2 separate regions of the Homo sapiens genome follow, and region 2 is linked to region 1. Evidence: chromatin loops called from intact Hi-C (ENCODE). Cell type or tissue: chondrocyte. All regions are shown on one strand. Links, peaks and the distances in the headings refer to the core of each region. The heading gives the core; the rest is flanking DNA. Region 1 holds the start of FOXN1 (forkhead box N1). Region 2 has its middle 28 kb from the start of SLC13A2.

Evidence for each region. A loop is a pair of places that touch in the nucleus more often than their neighbours do. Peaks named below come from ENCODE experiments on the same cell type or tissue, not always from the same donor. Only the 100,000 strongest peaks of a DNase experiment are listed, where the experiment ranks them.
Region 2: a loop joins it to region 1, with 2.5 times the contacts of the local background. A loop is called at or near these places in 2 of 110 quality-filtered maps.

The regions. Positions count from the first base shown.
Region 1 is chr17:28,500,017-28,509,662 of GRCh38, forward strand. FOXN1 (forkhead box N1) reads left to right here and starts at 6,332. Exons shown (of 9, transcript NM_001369369.1): 1 at 6,332-6,427. RefSeq lists a silencer at 1,132-1,328 and an enhancer at 7,583-8,535. In chondrocyte, for the core only: no CTCF peak of the experiment used is centred there; no DNase peak of the experiment used is centred there.
Region 2 is chr17:28,441,045-28,450,690 of GRCh38, forward strand. It overlaps the pseudogene LOC101060112. Among named protein-coding and RNA genes, the nearest start is that of SLC13A2, 28 kb to the right of the region's middle. In chondrocyte, for the core only: no CTCF peak of the experiment used is centred there; no DNase peak of the experiment used is centred there.

The DNA.
Region 1 (9,646 bases), core at 594-8,593:
CCCTGTTTCCCTACTCCCTCCTCCTGCCAGCCAGCACCAGCCCTCTATGGCAACCACAGGGCCCAGGGATAGGTGGAGCTTGTTAGGGAGCTTGTGGAGGCAGGAGCAGGGCTGTCCACACCACTCTCTGAGTTCACCTGGACCTGGGCCCCGGCCAAAGTGCGCTCTAGAGGTTAAGGTCATTGGCCCCAGAGTAGGCTCCTTGGGGGCGCAGGCCATGACTTCCTATCTCCTCACAGTCTTGGAGGGGAGGCTGCTTTCTGAAGGAGGGAGGGAAGGGTGGAGGAAGCTAGGGAGTGTTGGGTCAGGGGTCGAGTAGAACTGGGTGGGTGAAGTTCTGGTGGAGTACCAGTCTCCAACCCTGCAGCCTCCACCCCAGTTTGGCAAGGGAAGGGGAAGGGGGTGTGCAGAGGAGAAGGCAAGGAAGGGAACAGAGCAGCCTAGTTGGAAAGAATGTGACGGGGACTCAGAAGAGTGCTCTGAAGGGTGGAAAGACCCACAAATGTGTGTACGTGGAGTCACAGATCCTTGGGTACCCACAGAACCCATAGACACATGCACAGACATGGATACCCGGGAACACACAGTTACACACATTCACACACAAACACTCATGCATACAACATTACAGGCTCTCACAGCCTGAAAGACACACAGGACCACCCCCAGAAACACACACAGACATACACAGCCACAGCCACCTGTACACACACAGTCGCTCAGACGCCTCCGCACCCCGTGTCAGACCTGAGTGTTCTCGCTGCATGTGGCTACCCACATTTAGACACAGATTCTGGCACGGACATACCCAGTAGCACATTACAGCTCCACAGACTTCAGGCGCACCCATGGTGACACGTGAAAGTGAGAACACAAATGTAAATACGTACACACTCATGCAGAGGTACACATGTACTTACACAGACACTGACACCAGTGAAAACACACACACCCCAGCATTGCTTCTCCCACCTCCACAGCAGGAGGGATTAAGACAAGAGGTGAGAAGCCCTCCCCACCCAGCAGGACTCTGTGTTCCTCCCCCACCGACCCCCCCACCAAGCTCTCAGATTGGAAACTCCCTGGATTTCCCAGGGGGTCAGCCAACCAGAACAGGCTCAGACCTCGGCCCAGCTGCCCCGCCACACGCCCTCCACAGCTCTGGGTGCTTCTCCATCAGCCACAGCCAATGAGCTGTCTGCTCTTCCCCAGGAAGCTCACCCTAATTAACCCCAGATCTCCCCACCCCTTCTTTGACATGTGGTCCCTGGGCCTCAGGGCCTCATGGCAGCTTTGCTTGGGCCCTGTTCCTCTGTGGATGTTCTTCAGTGTCTTGCACACCAGTGGAGTGAGACTTGGAAAGCAGCAGGCTCAAATCTTGGGAACTCACTTTGGAAAAGCAAGTCCAGCCTGCATGAGCGGAAGCAGACAGAAGATGGCCAATCCAGATGCAGGGTTCAGGAAGGGGTCCCCCTCCTCCATCACATTGGGGCTCCCAAGGGTGGGCACATGCTCTTCCTTCTTCCTAGCGTCCCTAGGGTCTTTCCCCAGACTGAAGCATAGCAGACATGGGCCCCAGGGATTTCCATCCCCAGCCAGGGCTGTTTTCTGGCCCAAAGCAGCCCAGCCCTGGGCACAGCTCAGCAGCATACAGTGAACTGCTTCTGACCTCCAGTATTCAGAGGGACAGAGCTTTCTCTGGCCCCAGCCTGTCTAAGCATCTAGCTGCAGCTCCTCCAGGCCAGAGCCCAGCTCAGCTCCATCTGAGGACCTGAAATGAGGGTGCTGGAGTGTGTGGGACCAAAACTCCAGACAAAAGTCCTTTCCCAATACTGCAGCAGCTGGAGTTGAGGCTAGACACCAGGACAGACTTTCTGGGCCTAAGAGAGAATTCTGGAGGGCTGGTGTGATGAGAGAAGGAGGGGATGGTCCTATCTAGAGACAGAGGAGAAACACCTCACAAATCCCCTTTCAGTCCAAGGACTGTGGCAATCCCAAGGTTCCTGTTTCAACTCCCAGACTGCATGCAATGAGGAAGTCATGCTTCCCAAAGGAAAGAGGGAGCCAGAGCCAGAGCCTACACCCATTCCTGGGGCAGAGGTGGATCCTGATTTGGAAGAGAAAGAAGTTCATCTCACCCGCCAGAAGCAGTCTCACTGTGGGAGGTGATAACTACAGTCTCTCCTGGGCATCCCATCAGGGCCTCCCTGAGACCCTTGGCCCCTGAATTAATTTGCATTTTCTTGATTTTTAATGAAGTTGAAAATCGTTTCACTTGTGTCTTGGCCGTTTGTATTTTACCTGTGAATTGCTTGTGTCCTTTGCCCATTTTTCTGTGAAATCATCTTTTTATTTATTTAGAGGAGCTCCTTATATATTGTGGCTATTAACTCTCTATCTGTTACATATGTTTCAACACTTTCTTCCAGGCTATGTTATGTCTTTTAACTTTGTTCATGTTACATTTTGCTCTAAAGAAATTTACAGTTTTTATTTAGTCAAATCTGTCAATGTATTCCTTTATGGCTTCTGCATTTGATGTCATGTTTAAAAATGCCTTTCTCCACTCCATAATCATAAAAATATTTCCTATATTTTTTCTATTTGTTTGTATGATTTTCATTTTTACATTAGATTGTTAATCCATCTAGATTTTTTAATGTACAGTGTGAAGTAGGATTTAACTTTATTTCTTTCCAATGGAAAGTTCATTGCCCCAACTCCATTTATTAAATTTTTTACTTGCTACTTTAAAATACTTTACAGTCCAGATGTCGTGGCTCAAGCTTATAATACCAGTGCTTTGGGAGTTTGAGACCAGCCTGGGCAACAGAGCAACACCCCATCTCTACAAAAAAAAATTCTTTTTTAACTAACTGAGCATGGTATAACTGTAGTCCCAGCTACTGGGGAGGCTGAAGTGAGAGGATCACTTGAGTCCAGGAGGTGGAGGCTGCAGTGAGCTATGATCTTGCCACTGCACTCCAGCCTGGGCAACAGAGCGAGACCCTGTCTCAGAAAAATAAAGTAAAATACCCTACTATTATATATCTATTTTAAAATACCTTGTTATCATATTCCCATTTCTCACAAATATCCAAGTTTATTCTGGACTCTATTATCTTCCATTAATTTATTTATTTCTGTATCAAAGTTGCAGCTTTAATTATGGAAGCCTTATTGAACATTTTGAAAACTGGCAGGGAAAGTTACCTCTGTTAGTCTTCTTTCTCAAAAAGCTCCAAGCTATTCTCATGTATTTACCCTTCCCCCAAACTATAGAATCAACTCGTCAAGTTTAGGGGGCAAAAAATCCTTTAGACTTTTGATTTGAATTACATTCAGCTTCTATTTAGAGGAGAACTGACATCCTTACAATATTATATTCAGCCTTCCTGTTGTTGCTGTTTTAGAGACAGGGTCTCTCGCCTTGTAGCCCAGGCTGGTGTCAAAACTCCTGGGATCAGGCGATCCTCTCACCTCCCGAAGTGCTGGGATTACAGGCATGAGCTACCATGCCTAGCCTTTTTTTTCTTTTTTACTTTTTTTTTTTTTTTTCAGCCTTCCAGTTCAGTAACATGATATGCCCTTATTTTTTATTCAGGTCTTATTTTATGTCTGTCAGTAAAAATGTATTGTTTTCTTCATGTAGATTTCATGCATTTCTTATTAAGTTTATTCCTGGATATTTTGTATTGTTATTTTTGTGAGCTAAATCTTTTTGTCTCCTTTTTTTTCTTTCTTTTTTTTTTTTTTTTTTTTTTTTGAGACAGGGTCTCACTCTGTCCCCCAAGCTAGAATGCAGTGGCTCACCGAAACCTCTCGGCTCACTGCAACCTCTGAATCACTGGCTCAAGCAATCCTCCCACCTTAGCCTCCCAAGTAGCTGGGACTACAGGCGCGTGCCACCCCACCCAGTTAATTTCTGTATTATTCGTAGAGACAGGGTGTTGCCATGTTGCCCAGGTTGGTCTTGAACTCCTGAGCTTAAGAGATCCACCCGCCTCAGCCTCCCAAATTGCTGAGGTGTGAACCACCGTGCCCAGCTATCTCCTATTTTAATTGGTTGTTTTAGCTGTATAGAAATGGTTTTGATTTTTATACATTGATATATTCTGCTATCTTACTTCATTCTCTCATTTGTTGTAATAGTATTTTAGTCGATTCTCTTCGATTTCCTAAATAAGCACAACATTTGTAATTCTTGAAGGTTTTGCATCCTTCCTTCTTATATTAATGCCTTATTTCTTTCTCTTATTGTACTGGTTGGGGCTTTCAGAATAATGTTCATTGATAACAACCATGGCAGCCTTCAACTTACAACTTTTGTGGTTTTCTGTGCCCAGAGTATCCATACAGAAATATCTGTGAGTCTAGAAATAACAATTAGCTCTGTGTACATCAGATAGAAGCAGTTAGCAAACACCCAGGTCTTGATAGCTGCCCTTTCACTGTGAAACTCCGTAGACTATTAGGGTTAAGGGAGCAGAGCTTTGACTGCTACTGTGAGTCCCAGAGAAAGGTGGATTGAGTCAGGGCCCCTCTCCTAACCCCAGAACACAATTCTTATACTGGAGTGGGCATGCCAGCACGTCCTCATTTCTTTCCCAGCACCACTGGCCTTGGTGAAGAGAAAGGAGCCACTTGTTTACTGAGCATCTACTATATACAAGGGGTTGTGCTGAGAACTTTAGACATATAAATTTATTTAATCCTCACAACCACCCTGTGGGTGAGTATTACTCCCTTGTTAACAAATGAGGAAACTGAGGCTCAGAGTGGGGAGTATGGAAGATCACACAGCTAACCATCACTTACAAATGGGTTCATTGCTGTCTGCCCCTGCATCCTCTTTTCTGAAATGGATATTTAGTACAGAACATTTTCCGCCTCCACTAAGAACTCTCTAAATGTTTTAGCATGCTCCACACTTGTGCCAGATGACCACCACTGTGCCCCGGCCAGGGTTGATATTACCTCTCTCCTTGGAATGAGATAGTCACTGGGGAAGAGCTGACTTGTCCATACCCTCAGGCCAGAAGCCAAATCCCAGAACTTGCTGGGCAGCAGTGCTGGTACTAGGTCCTTAGAGCCTTTAGCTCCAGGAAGAGACACAAGTGGGCTTAGAGGCCAGTGCAAGGGTCAGGGAGATGGAGGAGGGAAAGAATGACCAGGGACAGGAGACAAGGGGATGGAGGGCAAAGAAGATGAAAAGGAAGCAGAGAGAAGGAGGTGAGGACAGGGTCTGGGGGAACAGCAGAGAAAGCTGTCAGGGAGCAGGGACAGGCTCCAGGCCTGAGTCCAGCTGGGACCAGGGAAGCCAATTCCTAGGGCTTCACCCTCAACATGAACTCTAAGGGGCCAGAGACCAGGGCAACAGCCACTCAGGTTTCTGTTTCTATCCTCCAAATAATGAAGAGTAGCCTGGGATGAAGACACAGAACCAGGGAGCCCCCATCTCCACCCCCACAGACACCCACATGCTCACACAGGACTAGGTTGCTGACCCACAGCAGAGACGTGTGCACAGACATGAGCATGTCAACACACGGACGACACACGGGCCTGGGTCCGGGGACACAGAGACACAGACACAGGGGAAGACATGCAGACACACGCCCACCCAGGAGACAGATGTACAGACCCAGGGAGAGATGCAGACAGACTCGCATGTATCTGCCCCTGAGGGAGAGGGAGATGGGAGTCACCAGCACATGCTCCAGTGGGTGCACACGCCCCCACCCACAAGGAGACACCCTCGAGGTGCTGCGGGAGCTGTGGAGAGACAGACAGATGGCCGGCCCCATGGACAGACAGTTCCCAGCAAATCTGTGCTAATGCTTGGCCCTTGAAGGGCCCAACCTGTCCATGCCGTGCCTCAGAGAACCCTGGGCTGCCACCCAGCGCTGTTCCCCAGAACCTCATGAGTGGGCTCCATGAGCATACATGTGGCGGCCAGGCTCTCCTGACACACGTGCATGCTCCAACAGGCCTGTGCCCCACCTGTGGGTGGGGGGGCGACATCTCCCTTCTGGAGTGCAGGCGGGGGCCACGGGACAACCCCCTCCTCTACAAGCCACAGGCTGTGCGCACTGGCAGGGACAGGGGAGGGGGCCTGGGCTAGCTCAGGAGGAGGGAGGGGTTGGGGGGCCAGGGTGCGGCTGGGGCGGGCACGGGAGCCGGTACCTGTCAAACAAGAGCCAAGGAGCAAACTAGCTTCTTAGTCACCTTTCTCTTCTCCCCGTTTTGGCGCAGCCCCTCCGGGCAAGGGGAAGCTGATATCATAATTATTGGCTCACCTGGCAGCTGCCTCCCCTCACCTGATGTCAGCACAGACACAGGACGGCCGAGCTGACGGACTGACAGACGGACAGAGCTCCTGGCCCCCCAGACCCGGGCCCCCACGCCGACCTGCTTCACTGAGCAGGTAAGAGGAGCCCCGGCCCAAGTCAGCCGTGGAGGCCAGCAGGGCCGGGCTGGGGCACGGGGAGGGCGTTCGCCTTTTTAACGGGGCTCAGGAGTGACGGGGAGCACCCAGGTTCTCACTGCAGCTCAAGGGAGACTCAGAATTCGGGTGAGTGCCTGGAGGCCAAGGGGCACCCCTTCCCCCACCTCCCCCTCCAGTTCCTTTTCTAGGTTGTCCAACTTTAATCCCTCTTGCTGTGGTGTGGGTCTCATTCTGGTGTGTGCTGGATTTTGTGTGTGTCTCTGTGTGTTGGAGATGCGCTCACCCACCCTGTGCTGGGAGGAAATGAGGACTCAAAAGTGTTAGATCTGGAAAACTAGAGCTGAAAGGCAGGGGGCCAAGTTCTCCATGTAGTGGTTTTCCAGGTGAAGAAGGGAGAGCCCAGCTCTGGGAGCTGGGGAGCACCAAGGGTGTGTGCAGATCAAGGAATTGCTCAACATCTCCACGCAGCCTGGGCTGGGGTCTAGATGCCTGGGCCCATGCAGAGGCCTGGGTTGCAGAAAGGAGATGGTGCACCTTGTGGCGAAGCAGACAGGTGGCAAACAGGTGCTGTGGCCATGAGTTGATGCTGGGCTTAGGGCAGAGTCGCCTCCTATCCCCAGCTCCATTTCTCTCCCGCAAGACCCCTAAGGCAGAGTCCTGGTGAGCAGAGCTGGGCCAGGCAGGGAGCCCTGAGGCCTTTGGGGCCTAGAGTTGGGGGCGTGGGAAGTGAAGGCCCTTAGGGAAGTGGCCGAAGCAGCAGGAAGCCCCTGCCAGCTCCCCCGACTCCTCCCCACCCACTACCCGCTCAGATAAGGTTCTGGCATTCCCCGTGGAGTCCCCCAGGCCCTCCCTAAATATCCAAAGAAGCCCGTTGGATGAAGAGTAGACTCTAGCAAGTGGGCGTGTTTGCCTCTTCTCTCGGCACCTACAGGCATGGGGGATATGTCTGGATGTGCTTTGTGGCAATGCACAACTGGTCAGTGGGAAGGGACCCGGGCGGAGGGGCTCATCTTGGGAAGTCATCCTATCCATCCCCTGCCCCTATGCCAGTCATTGCCCACATCGGGCAGGGCTGCCCCTCCTAGTTTTCCTAATCCCTGAAGGAGAAAATCTGGTCAGTTTCCTCACAATCATGAAGTCCTTCCTGGAGCCTCTCTGAAGTCTTTACTGCTGCAGGGTCCAGCTCTGCTTGCCCGGTAGCCTTCTTCCTCCCGCACTGAGGAACACTAGTTCCTCGGATCCGAGGGCGGCGTTGCACTGCAGTCCTGTCCCCACCGGGCTTGGCTCAGAACCTTTTACCATCTTGCTCATTCCCTGACCACAAGACACAGGCAGTACAAGGGCACCCCGAGTGGATGGGGGAAGGGGCAGGGCCTCCTATCCTGGTCCCTTTCTCTTGTGGCTCTGTGAGGGGTCCAGGGTGAGCCAGGCAGGGACAGAGCCAGGCTGAGTCCTGGAGAGGGGCAGACGGGGTGAGGGCTGCCCCAGGTTGGGGATCCTCAAAGGCGAAGGAGCCACAGGGAGAGGCGCATGTCCTCCCGGCTCCCCGCCCAGCCCCGCCCCGCCCGCGCTGCCTGTGCGAGCTCAGCTCCCGGCTCCAGGGCCTGCCGAGGCACGCTGCACCCCCAGGCCCGGCGCCTCACTCACTCCCAGAGCCAGAAACCTGTTCTCCCGGGAATGCCAGGGAGTTCTCAGAGGACTTTATTTCCCAGGGGCTCAGGGAGCCCCAGAATCTTCTGGACCAGTGGGTCCTGGGAAACTAGAGAAAAATTAGGGGGCTTAGGACCCCTCCCTGCTCCCCAGCTTTGTCTCATCCACGCACTGACGCCACATTGCCTCCAACCAACAGCCGTCTTCACCGTGAGAAGGCTTCATCGCGAGAAGGCTTAGGAAAGTTAAAGACAAGGGGGAAAGCCCACTGGTGACATGCACCTTCTGTCATGTGCCATCCGTTGCCTCAGGGAAAGCCTTCCTTTCCCCCCATCCCCCAGACAGTCCCATCTGGCCTCTAAGAAAGCAACATATCGCCTCTTTCCTTGGACTCTTCACCTTCTCTAGCTAGGAAGTCCTTCCTGATGTCTAACCTCTCCCTTTCTGGCTTGAGTTGACACCTGGTCTTCATGGACCAGCAGAACCCCCATTGCCTGCACAGGGCCCAGGCACATAGGCAGAGACTGTTCTAAGTCACAATGAAATGCCCTGGTTGCTTGGGCGCTGGCAGGGACAGAAAGGCCCCACTCTCGCTGCGCCTCTTATTCTCTCTGACTCCACATTCTGACGAAGTTGCGGTCCACTTCTGCCTGCCTCCCCATCTGCCCATAACAAAAGGATGGAGGGGACCGAGGTCCTGCAGGTATGCCCTCCCCTCTGTCCTTCCAAATCACAGCCTGCCATCCCTGCTGTGGCTGGCAGAGGGGAGTTCAGGAAACCAGGATTGGCTTCTGCAGCAGGAGTGACTGACAGAGTTCAGAGAAAGTTCTCAGCATTTTAGGTTGAGTTTGACTGGACTATGTGACCACAGGAGGTGGTTTCCTGAGTGGAGAGGCAACCATTGATCTGGGGTGGGTGGGGTTGGGCTGGCAACATGCCCAGGAGCTGGGGAAGGATGAGAGGACCTCCAGGAGCTGGGGAAAGACAAGATGACCTCTGGGAGAGGGCCTCCCAGAAGCACGAACCACATGGTTCCAGAATACATTGGGTCTTTCCAGCTTATTCATCTCCATCCCCTGCCCCTCCCTCCCTCTCTGTGCCCAACTCCAACCTCATCCCTGACCCTTCCACCCGTCTCTGTCTCTTTCCCCATCATAACCTATCTCCATTCCCACCTTCAATCCCGCCCAGCCCCCTTCCTACTCATCCCCGTCCCCAAACTTGCCTCCATCACCACCACCCCATCCTGCTCCTTCCTCCTTACCTCATCTCCTCACTCCCACCTCCAACCACACTCCTATCCCCATCTCCACCTCCTGCTCCATTCCTCAGGATGGATCTCCTCCTATGTCACAGGTTCCCTTGGAGTCTAACACCCCTCACCAGCATCCCCGCCAGGTTCTGGGGTGTCCCCCAGGTTGTCTGAGCATTGAGGAAAAGCCCAGAGCCATGCCAATAGACAAAACGAGCAGGACAAGATCATCCCTGGAGCAGCCCTTAGCTTCCTCATCCTATCTGGGCCGTAAAGGCTGGATGCTCACCAAACAG
Region 2 (9,646 bases), core at 843-8,842, 59 kb before region 1:
ATCGTTTGCCCATTTTTAAATCAGGTTGTTTGATTTTTTGTTGCTGTGTTTCAGGAGTTATCTATATAATCTGGATATTATTATTAGTAGTAGTATTAGTATTAGTATTTTGAAACAGAGCAAGACTCTGTCACCCAGGCTGGAGGGCAGTGGTGCAATCTCGGCTCACTCCAACCTCCGTCTCCCAGGTTCAAACGATTATCCTGCCTCAGCCTCCCAAGTAGCTGAGATTACTGGCACGTGCCACCACTCCCAGCTAATTTTTATATTTTTGATAGAGACAGGGTTTCACCATGTTGGCCAGGCTGGTCTTGAACTCCTCGCTTCAAGTGATCCACCCCCTTCAGCCTCCCAAAGTGCTGGGATTACAGGCATGAGCCACCGCACCTGGCCTAGATACTAATTTTTTATCAGGTATTTGATTTGCAAACATTTTCTCCCATTCTGTGGGTTGCCTTTTACTCCGTTGACAGTGTCTTTAATGCACAAAATGCTTTTATTTTTATTTTTATTTTGCTTTATTTATTGATTTATTTTTTGAGACTGGGTCTCCTCTGTTGCCCAGGCTGGAGTGCGGTGGCGCAATCACAGCTTACTGCAGCCTCAACCTCCCAGGCTCTGGTGATCCTCCCACCTCAGCCTCCTGAGTAACTAGGACTACAGGCATGTGCCACCACACCCAGCTAATTTTTTTGTATTTTTTGTAGACAGGGTTTCACCATGTTACCCAAGCTGGTCACGACATCCTGAGCTGATGCACGATCTGCCTGCCTCGGCCTCCCAAAGTGCTGGGATTACAGGTGTGAGCCACTGTGCCTGGCTTATTTTAATTTTCTTTAAGTTTGATTTGTCTATTTTTTCTTTTGCTGCCTGTCCCTTTGGTATCATATCCGAGAAATCATTGTTAAATCTAATGTCATGAAGCTTTTACTCTATGTTTACTTCTAGGAATTGTATTGTTTTAGACCTTACACTTACTTAGGCCTTTGATACATTTTGAGTTAATTTTTGTATATGCTGTAAAATGGTCCAACTTCATTCTTTTGCATGTGAATAGCCTACATAATGGTGTGCTATTGAGCATCTCTTCCCAGCTCTGTATTCAGTGGTATCACATTGATAGCTTGGAATCAGACATAATGGGAGTATTTACACAATAGTAATTGGCAAATACTACAAAACGAGACTTTTTTTTTCAGGGATCTACTTGTTAAATGTTTATCAGCACACCATTGGATGTACAACTTTGAATTGCATCCAAAGAATAAAATGGAGTGAAGGATGAATAGATGCATGTTAAAGCAAATATAGTAAAAAGTAGAATCAAGATGGGTATGTATCATATGTTCACTGTTCCATTATTTCAACTTTGTTTTATATTTGAAATTTTTCATACTAAGATGTTGGGAAAAGTAAAGTGGGGAAAGGCAGCAAAAAAAGAGAGACACTTTATTTTTTTATTTTTTTTGAGATGGAGTTTTGCTCTTGCTGCCCAGGCTGGAGTGAAATGGCGCAATCTCGGCTCACTGCAACCTCTGCCTCACAAGTTCAAGCAATTCTCCCGCCTCAGCCTCCTGAGTAGATGGGATTACAGGTGCCCACCACCACACCCGGCTAATTTTTTGTATCTTTAGTAGAGACGGGATTTCTCCATGTTGGCCAGGCTGGTCTCCAACTCCTGGCCTCAGGTGATCTGCCTGTCTCAGCCTCCCAAAGTGCTGGAATTATAGGCATGAGCCACCATGCCCAGCCAAGAGACACTTTATATACTAGGGGAAAATGATATAAAAGATGCTTGACATCTCATAAGTAGTAACGAAGGCCAGCAAACAATGGAACTAATTTTTATTTTTTTCAAGAGAAAGGTTCTCACTATGTTACCCAGGCTGGAGTACAGTGGCTATTCACAGACACAATCATAATGTACTATATCCTTGAACTCCTGGGCTCAAGGGATCCTACTGCCTCAGCCTCCTAAGTAGCTGGGACTACAAGCACGCTCCACCACGCCCAGCTTGGAGCTACATTTTTAAAGTGCTGAAAGCGGGGAAAAAACCGTCAACCCAAAATTATATATCCAACAAAATTATCCTTTAACAATGAAGGTGAAATAGTGACATTTTCAGTTAAACAAAAGCTGAGATAATTTGTCACTTGGAGACTGCACCTCAAGAAGTGGTAAAGAAAATTATTCACACTGAAGATAAATTATACTACATTATACAGATCTACAGAAATAAATGAAAGACATTGGAAATGGCAAATTTGTAGGTAAATACAGAAATTATTTTTTCTTTTCTTAATCTCTTTTTAATATATTAAAATTCAGTTATCCATAAAAGCAGTAATTTAATCTGAAAGTAAAACACAAGAAGCAATACTAGAGTTTGTTTAATATATTATGTTTTAGCTTTGAAAGCCATAGAAATCAATTATCCCAGTTTTCTTCCTATAAAAGACCATTTTTCCAAAGCCTTATATGAAAACAATTTTAATTTGAATATAATGACAGATGATATTTCATAATATTTAAAATATAAAGTGAAGTCAATGACTCAAAAAAGTTATCACTGCGATGAGTTTGAGGGGAAATTTCATCATTTATATCATAACAGATATAAAACATAATGGTACAACTTTTTAGTGCTTGACAGGAAGGAATCATGATTTTAAAAAAGGTCAATATGAAACACTTTAATCATAGTAGAAATATCTACCATTTGAAATGCATCCATGCTCTTTAGTATACTCACATTAAAGTATATTTATTTTCACATGTGTTATAACTGCTACCGCAAAGGAAAAATATTGTCTTATTTTCCAAGAAATACACACAGAACATTTTTTTCTTCATGGAACTAGTGCAAACCAATATAAGATCTAAATTCTTCACATAATATGTAAAACAGGAGAAGTTCCTCAGATTGATTTTTTGAAGTCTAGAATGCTGGCACTTTCCAAGTAGGCAACAGTTCATTCCTGTAATCTGGCTCAGAGCTGCTGCTGACTATGGACCTGGAGCAGCAAACATGATTTCTTTTTAAGTTTCTTCTTTTCCACTGGTGTTTTTCTATTTATCTGTGACCAGGTCACAAAATAGCTCATTAAAGTTTAACTTTGAGCCGGGCGTGGTAGCTCACGCCTGTAATCCCAGCACTTTGCGTGGCTGAGGCGGGTAGGTCACTTGAGGCCAGGAGTTCCAGGCCAGCCTGGTCAACATGGTGAAACCCTGTCTTTACTAAAAATACAAAAATCAGCCGGGCATGGTGGCGGGTGCCTGTAATCCCAGCTACTCGAGAGGCTGAGGCATGAGAGAGAATTGCTTGAACATCACTTGAGCCTGGGAGGCAGAGGTTGCACTGAGCTGAGATGGTGCCACTGCACTCCAGCCTGGGCGACAGACTGAGACTCTGTATTAAAAAAAAAAAAAAGAAGTTTAACTTTGACCTTGCAAAAGGTTCTAAAAGGCACAGTTATACCACTGTCTGCCTGTTCTTTGCCAACTACTCACTCATCTCCAGGTCACATTTATTCCCAACAAAATCATTGAAACATCTTCTGTGTCCTTAACCTATAAAATCTGTTCCTTCAGGTCCTGTAAGTCATTAAACATGGACTGAGCTGTTATAGAATACACTAGTGTGGCCAGGCGCGGTGGCTCACGCCTATATTCCCAGCACTTTGGGACGCTGAGGCAGGCAGTTCACGAGGTGAGGAGATCGCGACCATCCTGGCTAACACAGTGAAACCCCGTCTCTACTAAAAATACAAAATATTAGCTGGGCGTGGTGGCAGGCGCCTGTAGTCGCAGCTACTTGGGAGGCTGAGGCATGAGAATGGCGTGAACCCAGGAGGCGGAGCTTGCAGTGAGCCCAGATTGCGCCACTGCACTCCAGCCTGGGTGACAGAGTGAGACTCCGTCTCAAAAAAAAAAAAAAAAAAAAAAAAAAGAATATACTAGTGCAGGCCAGGCATGGTGGCTCACACCTGTAATCCTAACGCTTTTGGAGGCCAAGGCGGAAGGATCACTTGAACCCAAGAGTGTGAGACCAGCCTAGGCAATATAGTGAGACTCCGTCTCTACAAAAAATAAAGAACTAGCCGGGCATGGTTGTGCACATCTGTAGTCCCAGCTATTTGAGAGGCTGAGGCGGGAGGATCCTGTGAGCTAGGGAGGTGGATACTACAATGAGCTGTGATCGCACCACTGCGCTCCAGCCTGGGCAACAAAGTGAGACCTGTCTTTATAAAAAAAAAAAAAAAAAAAAAAAGAGAATATACTAGTGCAAACCCTTGGCTATTCTTCATACACAAATCCCTCATTGCTGTAAGTTGCTCTGTCCCTGCTATATCCAAGATTTTGAGCATGCGCTATTGGCAATCTTCTTCAATTTGCTTTTGGCAGGAATCTTCTATCATTGGATCATATTTTTCAACAAAAATTCCCTGAATAAACTAAATTGTCAGAGTAGACTTCCTAACACCTCCTGAACCAAGGACCATTAGCTTGTACTCATGCATGTTAGGGTCTGTTTAAATACTGACAATCTAGTAAATGCCATTGAAGGTGCTGTGGGACACACATGCTTTTTTTTTTTTTTTTTTTTTTTTTTGACAAGATCTCCCTCTGTTGCCCAGGCTGGAGTGCAGCGGCATAGTCATAGTTCACTACAGCCTCAAACTCCTGAGCTCAAGGGATCCTCCCACCTCGGCCTCCCAAAGTGCTGGGATTACAGGCTTGAGCCATCTCTCCCAGCCCTCACACTCTTATACACAGGATAACCGCCCTGTGGGAATCTATTCCTATCTCCTTCCCCTCCTCCTCCCACCTCTCAACCGTGGCTTCTGCCCCGGCTCTGCATGGTGATGGCCTCTGGAGCACTGGTCTCTTTTCACAATTTTTATAAAGTATAACTATTTTTTAAAAAATTAACAGCTTTGTTGAGCTATAATTCACACACCCTACAGTTTCCCTATTTAAATGTACAATTAAATGGTTTTTAATATTTTCACAGAGTTGTGCAACCATCATCACAGTCAATTTTAGAACATTTTCATCACCCGCTGCTATGAACTAAATTGTGTTCCCCCCCCGGAATTTGTATGTTGAAGCCCTAACCCTCAGTATCATTGTACAGCAGTTTCCTCTTACAGTATAATGGCACAGAAAGTAGTTTTACTTTCTTCAATTTTAGTTACCCGTAGTTAACCATGGCTGAAAATATTACATGGAGAATTCCAGACATAAACAATTCATGGGCCGGGCGCGGTGGCTCACGCCTGTAATCCCAGCACTTTGGGAGGCCGAGGCGGGCGGATCACGAGGTCAGGAGATCGAGACCATCCTGGCTAACACAATGAAACCCCGTCTCTACTAAAAATACAAAAAATTAGCCGGGCGTGGTGGCAGGCGCCTGTAGTCCCAGCTACTCGGGAGGCTGAGGCAGGAGAATGGTGTGAACCCGGGAGGCAGAGCTTGCAGTGAGCCGAGATCAAGCCACTGCACTCCAGCCTGGGCAACAGAGCAAGACTCCGTCTCAAAAATAAATAAATATATAAAAAATAAATAATAAACAATTCATAAGGTTTTTGTTTTGTTTTGAAACAGGATCTCAGTCTGTCGCCCAGGCTGGAGTAGAGTGGCATGATCATGGCTCACCGCAGCCTCAATCTCCTGGGCTCAGATGATCCTCAGCCTCCCAGGTAGCTGGGACTACAGGCACATGCCACCACGCTCAGCTAATTTTTTGTATTATTTGTAGAGACAGGGTTATGCCATGTTGCCCAAGCTGGTCTCGAAGAATTGTGTGCCATTCTGAGTAGCGTGATGAAATCTCACGCCGTCCTGCTCCATCCCACCTGGGACATGAGTCATCCCTTTGTCCAGCATATCAATGCTGTGTATGCTACCTGCCCATTAGTCACTTAGCCACCTTGGTTATCAGATCGGCTGTTGTAGAATCACAGTGCTTGTATTCAAGTAACCCTTATTTTACTTAATAATGGGTCCACAAAGTGCAAGAGTAGTGATGCTGGCATATTGTTATAATTGTTTAATTGTATTATTATTTTTGTTAATATCTTACTGTGCCTGATTTATAAATTAAATGCTCTCGTAGGTACAAGAAAAATGTAGTATACATATGGTTTGGTACTATCTGTGGTTTCAATCATGCCCTGGGGGTCTGCAATAAGGGCGGACTAGGATATGTGGAGATGGAGTCTTTGACAGGTAATTAGGTTTAGATGAGCTCAGGAGGGTAGAAGCATCAGGATAGGACTAGTGCCTTATAAGAAGAGACACAGGAGAGCTTGTTCTTGCTCTTTTTCCACCATGCAAGGACACAGTGTGAAAAGTGGCCATGGGGCACATGTTCTCAGGACCTCCTCGAGCTGTGTCATGGGGGAAAAAAAAAAAAAAAGGAAAGAAAGAGAGAAAGAAAATGGCCATCTTCAAGCCAGGAAGAGAGCCCTCACCAGAACTCGACCATGCTGGCACCCTGATCTTGAACTTTCAGCCGCCAAAACTGGGAAGAAAGTTTCTGTTATTTAAGCCACCCAGTCTATGGTATTTTGTTACGGCAGCCAGACCTAACTAAGACACCCACCAAAACAAATAAACAAAAACAAAACCTGTACTTGTTGGTAGTCAACTCCCCTTTCCCCAGCACCTCCTCCACAGGTCTAGGCAACCGTTGAACTATTTTCTGTCACTACAGATTTTCCTATTCTGTACATCTCATAAAAATGGAATCATACAGCTTGTGGTCTTTTGTGACTGGCTTCATTCACCTAGCATAATGTTAAACAAAAAATAACATTGTATTTTGGGGTTTACAATGTATGTATAAATAAAATATATGACAACAGTGTTACAGAAGAAAGAGAAGTAAACAGAATTATATTATTGTAATTCTACATAGGCTGTATATTTTAATAACTAGCTCAACCACTAAAAATAAAAAGAGGCATAACTAAAAAGCCAATAGAGGAAATAAATAAAATAGAGTTCTAAAAATATAATCAGTTAACCTAAAAGAAGGAAAGAAAGGCGAATTGATGTACAAATAGACGGGATAAATAAAAAACAAATAGCAAGATGTTAAACGTAAATACAACCATTTCAATAATTACATCAAGTATAAATGGACTAAGCCATTCAATTAAAAGGCAAGAGATTTACAGACTGGGGGAAAAAAAGACCCAACTATTTGTTATCTACAAGAGATGTACTTTAAATGTAAAGACACAGATCAGTTGAAAGTAAAAGGATGGAAAAAGGATATAACATGCTAACTGGAAGCATAAGAAAGCTAGTGTAACTATTTTAATATCAGATAAGGCAGACTTCAAGACAAGGAGTATTGGCCAGACACAGTGGTTCACACCTGTAATCCCAACACTTTGGGAGGCTGAGGCAGGAGGATTGCTTGAGGTCAGGATTTGAAGACCAACCTGGGCAGCAGAGTGAGACCCTATCTCTACAATACATATATTTTAAAATAAATAGATAAAATAATTGAGACAGGGTCTTGTTATGTTGCTCAGGCTGGTCTTGAACTCCTGGACCAGCCTGAGCTGGTCCCAAAGTGATGGGATTACAGGCATGAGCCACCACACCCGATTTCAATTATTTAAAAAAAGAAAAGACAAGAGTGTTACCAGAAATAAAAAGAGACATGACCATAATGACGAAACAGTCAATCCTTCAGAAAGCTATACCAATGTTAAACATGTTTGCACCTATAACAAAGATTCAAAATATATGAAAAGGCCAGGCACAGTGGCTCACACCTGTAATCCCAGCACTTTGGGAGGCTAAGGCAGGCCGACCACTTGAGGTCAGGAGTTCGAGACCAGCCTGGCTAACATGGTGAAACCTCGTCTCTATTAAAAATATAAAAATTAGCCAGGCGTGGTGTTGCATGCCTGTAGTCCCAGCTTACTCCAGAGGCTAAGACAGGAGAATCGCTTGAACTCAGGAAGCGGAGGTTGCAGTGAGCCGAGATTGCGCCACAGCAGACCAAGACTGTTTCAAAAAAAAAGACAAAAACAAAAAATATATATATGAAGAAAAACTGACAGAGCAAAAGGGAGAAATAAGCAAATTCACAACTGTAGTTGGAGATGTTTACACCTCTCTCAATAATTGATGGATCAAGTAGATAATAAATCAGAAAACATAGATGATTTGAACAATTCTAACAACAAACTTGACCTAATTGACATTTATAAAATGCTATTTACAGCAACTGCAAAATACACATTCTTTTCAAATGCAACTAGAATGTCCACCCAGATAGATCATATTCTGGTCCATGGTCTATTTATTGAAGCTCGACAAATTTTACCAGATTTTTCATGTGGGATGAAGCCAACATGGTCCTCTAAAGGAAATTTATAGCTTTAAATGCGTATATTAGAAAAGCAAGGGGCTGATAATCAGATAGGTCTTAAATTAAGAAGTCAGAAAAAGAATACTGAAAAAAAAAGAAAGCAAGCATGTTCCCATGCTTCCACCAGGGAACACAAGAATGGTTCCATTGAACTGGAAGTTGACACTGTCTCCTAGACTTTTGGGGCTTTTCTACCATTGAATAATCAGGAAAAAGATGAGATCAAAATATTGGATCATTATTGGTTATTGATCCTGATTTTCAAAAATGTGAAATAGAAGAAATAGGGTTGCTGCTGTACAATGGGAGCAAAAAAAAAGAGCTACTTAGAATCTAGGGGAATATCTTGCAGATGGCTCCTAATATCATATTTAGGGGTTAAAAGTTAATAGAAAGCAACCTCATAAGGGCACCAAGGGCCCAGATTCTTTAGAAATAAAGGTCTGGGTCACACCACCAGATGAAGAGCTGCTGGGCTGAGTTGCTGGGCTGAGCTGCTGGTTGTGAGCTAAGAGAGCATGGAATGAGTAGTGGAAGGAGGAAATTACAAAGATCAACTCTGGCCTAGCGATCAGTTGCATAAATGAGGACTATAGTATGCACCCATATTTTCTTATTTGCTGTGTTGACATTTTTTATGAATTTTCCCCATTTTATAAAAATATTTATTTTTTGTTAGTTAACTTTACAATCTATTTGCAGAATACCAAGGCAGGACTATGACAGAATTAAAAGAAAATGGGACATTACCCAGAGATCCTAGTCTTGGAGCTAGATGCAGTAAGTCTTGGGGCTTTCAAATGTCCTCCTATGGGGGGAAGAGTAAGTTCATTTTCATTTGTACACAGGATAAATAAATTATGAGTTAGAAGAGTTTGTTGTTATTGTTTTGGGAATTTAAATATGAAAGCAGATGTTGGGCAGCCAAGGGGAGGAGTGCAGTGAACATGCATCATGCTTTGTGTATCTTCTGAATAGGTTTTCTATTTGGGGAAAACTAGGATCTTTTGAATAGCTTTCCTATTTGGGGGGCATTCCTGACATTATGCAGTTCATCTTACCAACAGAGGAGCTAGAATTTCTTTTCCCTTGCTGCTAGAACTCAGGCTGTGACTGAGGCTCTATACTATTTTTTTAACTTTTATTTAGGTTGAGGGGTACCTGTGCAAGCTTGTTATATAGGTAAACTCAGGTCACAGGAGTTTGTTGTACAGATTATTTTGTCACCCAGGTACTAAGCCTTGTACCCA